Linked DNA regions of Homo sapiens: region 1 is linked to region 2. Evidence: chromatin loops called from intact Hi-C (ENCODE). Cell type or tissue: CD4-positive, alpha-beta T cell. All regions are shown on one strand. Links, peaks and the distances in the headings refer to the core of each region. The heading gives the core; the rest is flanking DNA.

What was found. A loop is a pair of places that touch in the nucleus more often than their neighbours do. Peaks named below come from ENCODE experiments on the same cell type or tissue, not always from the same donor. Only the 100,000 strongest peaks of a DNase experiment are listed, where the experiment ranks them.
Region 1: it touches region 2 in a loop (2.6-fold over the local background); 5 of 110 quality-filtered maps call a loop at or near these places.

The regions. Positions count from the first base shown.
Region 1 is chr19:34,854,248-34,859,623 of GRCh38, forward strand. The region is part of intron 2 of LINC03049 (long intergenic non-protein coding RNA 3049); the gene reads right to left. Among named protein-coding and RNA genes, the nearest start is that of LINC03049, 3.7 kb to the right of the region's middle. In CD4-positive, alpha-beta T cell, for the core only: no CTCF peak of the experiment used is centred there; no DNase peak of the experiment used is centred there.
Region 2 is chr19:35,010,439-35,015,814 of GRCh38, forward strand. It overlaps GRAMD1A (GRAM domain containing 1A), which reads left to right. Exons shown (of 20, transcript NM_020895.5): 7 at 1,036-1,116; 8 at 2,818-2,930; 9 at 3,103-3,253; 10 at 3,751-3,949. Among named protein-coding and RNA genes, the nearest start is that of GRAMD1A, 13 kb to the left of the region's middle. RefSeq lists an enhancer at 2,438-2,517. In CD4-positive, alpha-beta T cell, for the core only: CTCF peaks have their summits at 2,716 (motif pointing left) and 2,916; DNase peaks (open chromatin) are centred at 1,023, 2,733 and 4,183; H3K4me3 peaks cover 1,529 bases; H3K27ac peaks cover 4,177 bases.

The sequences.
Region 1 (5,376 bases), core at 204-5,203, 160 kb before region 2:
AAATGAGTCTTGCACAAACCACACAGCTGTCTGTGAACTATCTTCTCCCAGGTACAGGACAGGAGACCACTTAGGTGCAAGATACACTCTGTCTTAAGAGCCTTATGCTCCAAGGACACCAACATCTCTTGTGACAATTCCATAGACCTACTTTTTAGGATCCTGGCTGAAATTGGCAATTTACTGATATCAAATAGTGTACTCTATCAGGATGGTAAATAGTTCCTTATATTTAGAACTCTTTTTTTTTTTTGGACAGAGTTTCACTCTTGTTGCCCAGGCTGGAGTGCAATAGTGCAATCTCAGCTCCCTATAGCCTCCACCTCCCGGGTTCAAGTGATTATCCTGCCTCAGCCTCTCGAGTAGCTGGGACTACAGGCATGCACCACTATGCCCAGCTAATTTTGTATTTTTAGTAGACACTGGGTTTCACCACGTTGGTCAGGCTGGTCTCGAACTCCTGACCTCAGGTGATCCACCTACCTCAGCTTCCCAAAAGCGTGAGCCACCGCGCCCGGCCTTTAGAATGCTTTAATTTTCTCTCAGAGACTATTTTGTGGTTGGGAATGACAAATTACAGTTCATGAGCTGAATTCTTTCCAGTCTGTTTCTGTAATGCCAATAACCTTAGAATGGTGATAAGAGTTTTCAAAGTTTGTAGAAAAGAGGAAAGGAAAAAAGGAAGAAAAACAGAGGAAAATATGCAACAGAGACCATATGCAATCTTCAGAGCCTATAATATCTACTATCTGGTCCTTTACAGAAAAATTTGCCTCTTTTGTGATTTTCAGTGTATAAGTCTTGTACAGTATTTACTAATTTATCCTTATGTGTTTTATAAGTTTTTTGTATGCTATCGTAAATGGTATCTTTTACATTTTAGTTTTCAGTATTCACCACTGGAAAATACAGTTGATTTTTATATATTCACCTTGTATGCTAGAACTTTGCTAAATTCACTCTTTACTTTTAATAGTTTCTTTGTGAATTCCTTAGGATATTCTATGTTCACAGTCATGTTTTCTATGAACAAAGAGAGTTTTGCTTCTTCCTTTTTATCCTGTATGCCTTTTATTTTTATTTCTTACCCTTATATTTGCTACAACCTCCAGTAAAATGTTGAGAAAAAGTAGAGATGTAGACATAGTTTGCCAGTCCCTGATCTTAGGGGAAAAGTATTCAACACGGAATTGAGTCAAAGTTTGTGGCATATGCACTTAATCACTCAAAAGACATATCCTCTAATTCCTAGTTTGCTAAAAGATGTAAGATTGTGTTAATTTCTTTGCCCATTTTGTTAATTTCTTTTAGTTCCCACATCTGAGGGAGAACATGTAGTATTTATCTTTCTGTGCCTGACTTATTTCGCTTAACACAATGTTCTCCAGGCTCATCCATTTGCCACAAATGACATGGTTTTATTTTTTTAACGACTGAATAGTATTCCATTGTGTATACATAATGCATTTTCTTTATCCATTATCTGTTGGTGGACATTTAGATTGATTCCATATCTTAGCTATTGTGATAAGTGCTTCAATAAAGATAGGGGTGCTAACCAAGCACACAGGCTTAATTAGCTTGACAATTCTTACACAAAGTAGAGATTTCCGAAAGACACCACATTCATTGAGTAAATTAGGAAAACTAAAACCTGCCTGGCAAGAATGATGAAGAGGCATATCTGTGGAGGCTTTGGATCTTGGTGGAAAAAATTAAAAGGAAAGAAATCTCTCCCTTGAAATTCTTAACCAAAGTCTCTACCTTCTGGAGTTAGACATCATATTATCCAAACAATTCCATATCAATCATTTTGTGTAAAGTAGTACTGAGTTGGTAGTGGCCCCATATATTACATCTATACCCACAAAAGAATTTTTTAAGGACACATGGGTACCTCTGTCACTTGTCATCTGGTTCTCAGTGTTGACATGGAGCAATTTGTAATCTAAAAAACCTGCAGTCTTATCTAACAATACTCAGGTCCTAGGGAAATATTTCTCCATATCTCTTGCAATGAGCCTGGTGTGGTGGTGCACCTGTAGTCCCAGATACAGAGATGAAAGGATCACTTGAGCCCAGGAGTTTGAATCCAGCCTGGGCAACATAGAAAGACCCTATCTCTTAAAAAAAAAAAAAGGCAATGAAAGAAATTGAAAAGGAAACAAACAAGTGTCAAGACATCCCATGCTCATGTATTGGAATAATTAATAATGTTAAAATTAGCATACTACCCAAAGCAATCTATAGAATCAATGCAATCCCTATCAAAATATCAATGACATTTTTCACAGAAACAGAAAAAGAATTCTAAAATTCATATAGAACCAAAATATCCCAAATAGCCAAAGCAATGCTGAGCAAAAATGACAAATGTAGAGGCATCACATTTCCTAACTTCAAAATATACAACAAAGCTATAGAAACCAAAACAGAGTGGCATTGGTATGAAAGGGGAAACATAGACTAATGGAACACAATAGAGAACCCAGACATAAATCCGTATATTTACAACCAACTGATTTTTGACAAAGTGCCAAGAACATACATTGGGGAAAGGACAATGTCCTCAATAAATGGTGCTGGGAAAACTGAATATCCGTATGCAGAAGAATGAAACCAGATGCCTATTTCTCACCACACAAAAAATCAACTAAAAATGGATTAAAGGCTGTAAGACCCAAACTAGAAAACCACTAAAAGAAAACATAGGAGAAATGCTTTAGGACATTAGTTTAGGCAAAGATTTCATGGCTAAGACTTCAAAAGCACAGGCAACAAACATATAGACAAGTGGCAATATATTAAACCGAAAAGTTCCTGCCCAGAAAAGTAAACAATCAGCAGAGTGAGGAGACAGCCTGTAGAATAGGAGAAAATCTTTGCAAACTATTCATCTGACAAGAGACATATCCAGAGTATACAAGGAACACAAACAACTCAACAGCAAAAACTCAAATCATCCAACTAAAAGGTGGTCTATAAATTGAATAGATATTTCTGAAAAGAAGATATACAAATGACCAACAGGTATATGAAAAATGCTCAATATCGCTAATCATCAGGGAAATGAAAATCAAAAGCACAATGAAATGTCATCTCACCCTGGTTAGAATGGCTGAAAGAAAGAAAAAATAAATGCTGGTGATGCTGCAGAGAAAAGAGAAATCTTTTTTTTTGTTTTTTGAGACGGAGTCTCACTCTATTGCCCAGGGTGGAGTACAATGATGTGAACTCAGCTCACAGCAACCCCTGCCTCCTGGGTTCAAGTGATTATCCTGCCTCAGCCTCCTGAGTAGCTGGGATTACAGGTGTCTGCCACCACACCCAGCTATTTTTGTGTGTGTGTATTTTAGTAGAGATGGGGTTTCACCATGTTGGCCAGGCTGGTCTTGAACTCCTGACCTCAAGTGACCTGCCCTAGTCGGCCTCCCAAAGTGCTGGGATTACAGGAGTGAGCCACCATGCCCAGCCAGAGAAAAGGAAACTCTTATACACTGTTGGTGGAATGTAAATTAGTACAGCCATTTACTAATACAGTATGGAGGTTTCTAAAAAAAAAATAAAAATAGAATTACTATATGATCCAGGTATCCCACCACTAGATATTTGTCTAAAGAAATGGAAATCACTGTATAAAAGGGATACCTGGGAGGGGTTCCAAGATGGCCGAATAGGAACAGCTCCAGTCTACAGCTCCCAGGGTGAGCGATGCAGAAGACGGGTGATTTCTGCATTTCCAACTGAGCTTTGAAGAGAGTAGTGGTTCTCCCAGTACGGAGTTTGAGATGTCAGAATGGACAGACTGCCTCCTCAAATGGGTCCTTGACCCCCGAGTAGCCTAACTGGGAGGCACCTCCCAGTAGGGGCTGACTGATACCTCATATGGCCCAGTGCCCCTCTGAGATGAAGCTTCCAGGAGGAACGATCAGACAGCAACATTTGCCGTTCTGCAATATTTGCTGTTCTGCAGCCTCCACTGGTGGACCTGCAGCAAACTCCAACAGACCTGCAGCTGAGGTCCTGACTGTTAGAAGGAAAACTAACAAACAGAAAGGACATCCACACCAAAACCCCATCTGAACGTCACCATCATCAAAGACCAAAGATAGATAAAACCACAAAGATGGGGAGAAACCAGAGCAGAAAAGCTGAAAATTCTAAAAATCAGAGCGCTTCCTCTCCTTCAAAGGAATGCAGCTCCTCGCCAGCGATGGAATGAAGCTGGACGGAGAATGACTTTGACTAGTTGAGAGAGGAAGGCTTCAGACAAGCAGTAATAACAAACTCCTCCGAGCTAAAGGAGGAAGTTTGAACCCATGGCAAAGAAGCTAAAAACCTTCAAAAAAGATTAGATGAATGGCTAACTAGGATAAACAGCGTAGAGAAGACCTTAAATGACCTGATGGAGCTGAAAACTATGGCATGAGAACTACGTGATGCATGCACAAGCTTCACTAGCCGATTTGATCAACTGGAAGAAAGGGTGTCAGTGATTGAAGATCAAATGAATGAAATGAAGCGAGAAGAGAAGTTTAGAGAAAATAGAGTAAAAAGAAATGAACAAAGCCTCCAAGAAATATAGGACTATGTGAAAAGACCAAATCTACGTCTGATTGGTGTACCTGAAAGTGATGGGGAGAATGGAATCAAGTGGAAAACACTCTTCAGGATATTATCAAGGAGAACTTCCCCAACCTAGCAAGGCAGGCCAACATTCAAATTCAGGAAATACAGAGAATGCCACAAAGATACTCCTCAAGAAGAGCAACTCCAAGACACATAATCATCAGATTCACCAAAGATGAAATGAAGGAAAAAATGTTAAGGTCAGCCAGAGAGAAAGGTCGGGTTACTCACAAAGGGAAGCCCATCAGACTAACAGCAGATCTCTTGGCAGAAACTCTACAAGCCAGAAGAGAGTGGGGACCAATATTTGACATTCTTAAAGAAAAGAATTTTCAACCCAGAATTTCATATCCAGCCAAACTAAGCTTCATAAGTGAAGGAGAAATAAAATCCTTTACAGACAAGCAAATGCTGAGAGATTTTGTCACCACCAGGCCTGCCCTACAAGAGCTCCTGAAGGAAGCACTAAACATGGAAAGGAACAACTGATATCAGCCACCGTGAAAACATGTCAAATTGTAAGACCATTGATGCTAGGAAGAAACTGCATCAACTAACGAGCAAAATAACCAGCTAACATCATAATGACAGGATAAAATTCACACATAACAATATTAACCTTAAATGTAAATGGCTACAGACACAGATTGGCAAATTGGATAAAGAGTCAAGACCCATCAGTGTGCTGTATTCAGGAGACCCATCTCAGGTGCAGAGACACACATAGGCTCAAAACAAAGGGATGGA
Region 2 (5,376 bases), core at 273-5,272:
AAACATGCAAAGCCCCATTTGTTCTGCACCCTGAGTTCTCTCCGAGCTGTCCCCTTCTCTCTGTTCTCCCGGCCCAGGCGCCCATCACCCCTGACCTGATCCCCGCACCAGCCTCTCCTCTCTTTCCCTGCAACCTGTTACCTCACACAGCTGCTCAGGAACAGCAGAAATAGTAAAACTCTTCCATGTATGTGGCACCTCAGCCGCCCCTCCCTTCGTAAGTCTCCCCGATGTTGTGTCCTGTCCCTGTCATTGTGGCCTCATGTCCGTTGGTTGCAAGATGGCTTTCTCACCAGCGGTCCAACAAGAAGGGGGACAGGTGTGGGGGACACTTCCCAGCAGACTTCTCTTTGTGTTTTGTTGGTTAAAAGTGGATCTGGCCAGGTGTAGTGGCTCATGCCTGTAACCCTAGCATTTTGGGGAGGCTGAGGCAGGAAGATTGCTTGAGCCCAGGAGGTTGAGGCTAGCCTGGGCAACATAGTGAGACCCTGTCTCTTAAAAAGCAAAAAATTAACCAGGTGTGGTGGCACGCACCTGTAGTCCCAGCTACTCACTCAGGAGGCTGAGACAGGAGGATGGCTTGAGCCCAGGAGGTTGAGGCTGCAGTGAGCCGTGATCATGCCACTGCACTCCAGCCTGGGTGACAAAGCCAGACCCTGTCTCAAAAAAAAAAAAAAAAAAAGGATCAACTGACCATTCTTAGTGGCAAAGGAGGCTGGGCAAGTTCCCTGGGCTCCCCCCATCACATCCCAGCCCCTCTGGGCTGACCCTGTCTAGAGATGCATCTGTCCCCTCCTTGGACTGGGAGCTCCAAGGACAGGGCCAGGGGTCGTCTCCCCATCCCAGTGATTCTGGAATTGTCCAGGGCAGGGCCGGGCGCAGGACAGACGTTTTGTGGAACTAATGCAGGGGTGAATTAGTGGATTCATGGGGCCAAAGATGTGGCGTCAGCGCAGATGAGGGTGGCGCTTCCCCACCTCTGTCCTGGTCGCTCCCCAACCTGCTCACACCTCTCTCTCTCTCTCTCCCTGACAGCATTTCTTCACTTCCTTTGGGGCCCGTGACCGCTGCTTCCTCCTCATCTTCCGCCTCTGGCAGAATGCACTGCTTGAAAAGGTGGGCCTGGGTGAGGCCCGGGTGGGGATGGGGGGTTTCCAGGGGGACCATGGAGCCAGGGACCCCAGAACTTGCGGAGCTGGAGGCAGCCCTGGCTCTTCTCCATGGGCACCAGGCCCAGTGCCCCTGCAGCTCCTCCCTGGGCCCCACCTGACCCCGAAGCTGAGTCTCTGGCAAAGGGACATGAATTGGTGTAAACCGTCGTAATTCTTCCCTGGGGCTGGGAATGATTTTCACCCTGAAGGACATCCAGGTTCCACTGGCAGCGGGGGAGTGTGGATAGAGGCTGGGAGGTCATCACAGGATGCCGGCTATGGCTGGTCCACAGCACCTCAGAGAGCCCCAGCCCCATCCTCCGGCTGAGCGGCACTCACGCGCTGCCTTCTCAGAGGCTCCGATGTCCCTGGAGCAGGCAGGAGTGCTGAGGGTCCCATTCAGCATCCTGAGAGAGGGACAGCGCACAGTCAGGCCCTAAGGAGGACAGGGCAGAGCCCCGGGATTCCAGCCCCATCCCCTGGGGCAAGTGATTGAACCCCATCTGTCAAATGGGGGCCATCCCCACTTCACAGCACCCAGAATTTTGCCCAGAATAAGTACTCAGTCATGTCAGCTCTTATGAGCAGAGTAGCCCAGCGGTTAGCTCCCTCGCCACCCCCTCTGCCCCCCGGCTGTAGACCAGCTCCCCTGGGGTCACATCTCAGCACTGCTACTTCCTGGCTGGACCCCAGCATGTCACCTTGCACTTCTCAGCACCATTGTCTTAAAAGGATGATGAGGTTAGCACCTACTTTCCAGATGGTTTTGAAGATACAGTGAGTTAGTACATCTGTAAAGTGGTTAGAAGAATGCACCTAGTTGACCAGGTGGCAAATGTCTGCTGCTATCATCACTTACTGTTAACTGTCATCACTGTCATTCAGCCACTCTGGCCATGGGTGGCTGAAAGCTCAAGGCTCCCGAGGACACCTGGGAAAAGATTCGGGGGGCCACGATGGCATAGGCATGGGAGACTCAGCCCTGGAGTCTGGCAGGGCTTGACCAAGTCACTTGGTGACCTTGAACACATGACTTTCCCTACATGACTTCCCCTTCCTGGGACTCCGTATGCTCTGTAAAGATGGGAACATTCATGGCTGGGCACGGTGGCTCATGCCTGTAATCCCAGCACTTTGGTAGACGAAGACGGGCGGATCGTGGTGCCCACGAGGTCAGGAGTTCGAGACCAGCCTGGCCAACATGGTGAAACCCCGTCTCTACTAAAATTGCAAAAATTAGCTGGGCGTGGTAGCACGCACCTGTAATCCCAGCTCCTTGGGAAGCTGAGGTAGGAGAATCGCTTGAACCCAGGAGGGAGAGGTTGCAGTGAGCTGAGATCACACCACTGCACTCCAGCCTGAGCGACAGAGCCAGACTCCATCTCCAAAAAACAAACAAAAAAAGATATAAAAAAAATGGGAACATTCTCTGGCCAGAGTATTGTGGGGACTTGGGAAGCAGGAAGTTTGAGTCCTGGGCGCAGGCCCTGGAGGGGCTGTAGCAGGGGATTCCCCGCTTGCTGAGGCCAGGTCTGGTGCGGGAGATCGTGGCTGCCTCCTTGTGGAAGCCAGGGGAACTGCGGAGGCCGAGGGCTGGTGGGGAATCTGGCGGGCCGGGCTCTGGCTGGGGTGAGATGGAGGCCAACCCCAGGTCCCGCCTCCCCAGACGCTGAGTCCCCGCGAGCTCTGGCACCTGGTGCATCAGTGCTACGGCTCAGAGCTGGGCCTCACCAGTGAGGATGAGGACTATGTCTCCCCCTTGCAGCTGAACGGTCTGGGGTGAGTTGGAGGTCAAAGGAGGTTGAAGGGTTCGGGGGAGAACAGGACGGTCGGCGTGCAGAGTTCCTGGAGTGCTGGGGGGCCTGAGATGGTTGTATGACGTCTGGAGGATTCAGGAGGGTGTATGGGGTCTCAAGGACACAGCAGTCCCGCTTCCTCCCCTTTCCCACAGGACCCCCAAGGAAGTGGGAGATGTGATCGCCCTGAGCGACATCACCTCCTCGGGGGCAGCTGACCGCAGCCAGGAGCCAAGCCCAGTGGGTTCGCGCCGTGGCCATGTCACGCCCAACCTTTCCCGAGCCAGCAGCGACGCAGACCATGGGGTGAGCGGTGGGTTGGAAGAGGGGTGGGATACTGATAGGAAGAGAGAGGAGGGCTGGGGGTGCAGTGGGAGAAGAACAGCCTGACAGATTTGGAGGGGAATGGATAGGGGGACAGGGGAGGCCTGGATGGAGGAACAGGACAGGGAGGGGAAGACGGACATGTGACAGGGAAAGAGAGACAGGGAAGAGAGGGGACAGACAGAAAGGATGAGAGACAGAAGGGATGGGAGATGGGTGGATAGATGAAGCAGCAGACAGACAGACGGACAGGACAGGTAAGAAAGCTTATGGCTCAGGCATCTGAGACAAGCCTGGCAGGGGCTGAGAGGGGCCCTCATCTGGGTGGCCCCAGGCTGCTCGCAGCTCAGCCGTGAGCCCTCGGTGCACACACCACCCCGGGTCTGCACAGGCTCTGGAATCCTTGTGGCCAGTGTGGACTTGGGAGCCCTGGGGCTGGGATGGAGGTGGCCAAGGCTGCATCGGGCCTTTCTCCACAGGCAGAGGAGGACAAGGAGGAGCAGGTAGACAGCCAGCCAGACGCCTCCTCCAGCCAGACAGTGACCCCGGTGGCTGAACCCCCGAGCACAGAGCCCACCCAGCCTGACGGGCCCACCACCCTGGGCCCCTTGGATCTGCTGCCCAGTGAGGAGCTATTGACAGACACAAGTAACTCCTCTTCATCCACTGGGGAGGAAGGTGAGGCAGGCGGGCCCAATTCATTCGCCTCCGGTACTTGCAAGCCTCGCTCAGTCTTAAGCAAGAGGGGATGGATTCGCCCGCAGCACTGAGAATCCAGGGGCAGGCGGGATGGCGTTCAGGCGCTGTTGCTAGAAATCTCTGTCTTTACTCTGTTTTGAAGGCAGCATGGCAGGGTGAACACAAGCACAGACTGAAGGCAGCTTGCCGCGGTTCACATCCTGGTCACACCACTTCCTGACCATGTCACGTGGGCAAATTATGTAACTTCTCTGAGCTTGCTTTCCTCCTCTGAAAATGGGGTTAACAATGATAATACCCACTTCATAGGATTGTTGTTAAGAGACTATAAATGAGGCTGGGTGTGATGGCTCACACCTGTAATCCCAGCACTTTGGGAGGCCAAGGTAGGAAGGATTGCTAGAGGCCAAGAGTTGGAGAACAGCCTGGGCAGCAAAGCAAGACCCCGTTTTGTACAAAAAAGAAAAAAAAGAAAAAACTAGGTGTGGTGGTGCACACCTATAGTACCAGCTACTTGGCAGACCAAGGCAAGAGGATCACATGAGGCCAAGAGTTTGAGACAAGCCTGGGCAACATAGTGAGACCCCTGTCTTTACAAAAAATTTAAAAATTAGCCAGGCATGGGGTCATGCACCCTATGTAGTCTCAGCTACTGGGGAGGCTGAGGCAGGAGGATCGCTTGAGCCCAGGAGTTGGAGGCTGCAGTGAGCTATGATTGCACCACTGCACTTCGGCCTGAGCAACAGAGCGAGACCCTGTCTCTAAAACGAACAAAGGGAGAGAATTAAGTGATTTCATACATTTAAAGCACTTGGGCCAGTTAGTAAGCATTGACTATTAGTATTTCTATTATCATTATTGTATTCATTTTCTCTCTCCACTAATTTTCAGCTAGCCTCTATTCTTGTCTCTTATGGGGCAGAGATGGCCTCAGCCCTGCCCCAGACCAGCCCAATGAGAGAGAGCAGCCTATTTTTCCTAGTGTCTACAGCGGACACCCTAGGGTTGGCTCTGATTGGGCCAACTTGAGAGTGTGCCTGCCCCTGAACCAATCACTGTGGTTGATCGGATAGACCTGGGCCACCCACTCACCCCTGAACCAATTGCTGTGCCCCTAGGTTGATGCTCCCAGGAGGCGTGCTATCTGGTAATGAATCCCTGTGATTTAAATCTCAGGGCCTAGGTGTGTTCTCCACCCAGAACCAAGCACAGTGGCTGTCTGTCTGGGCCTGGAGCACGTGCCCACCCTCAACCCATCCCTGAGTCACAGGAGGGCTCTGTGTCAGTGTCCAGCTGTGCTCCAGGAGGTGGGGTCCGCCCATGCACACTACAAGGCCTGGGAGTGGGGAGGCGTGGCCCGCAGAGGGAGGGAGGAGTGGAGGCAGTCATCATCCTCGGCTCTCCTC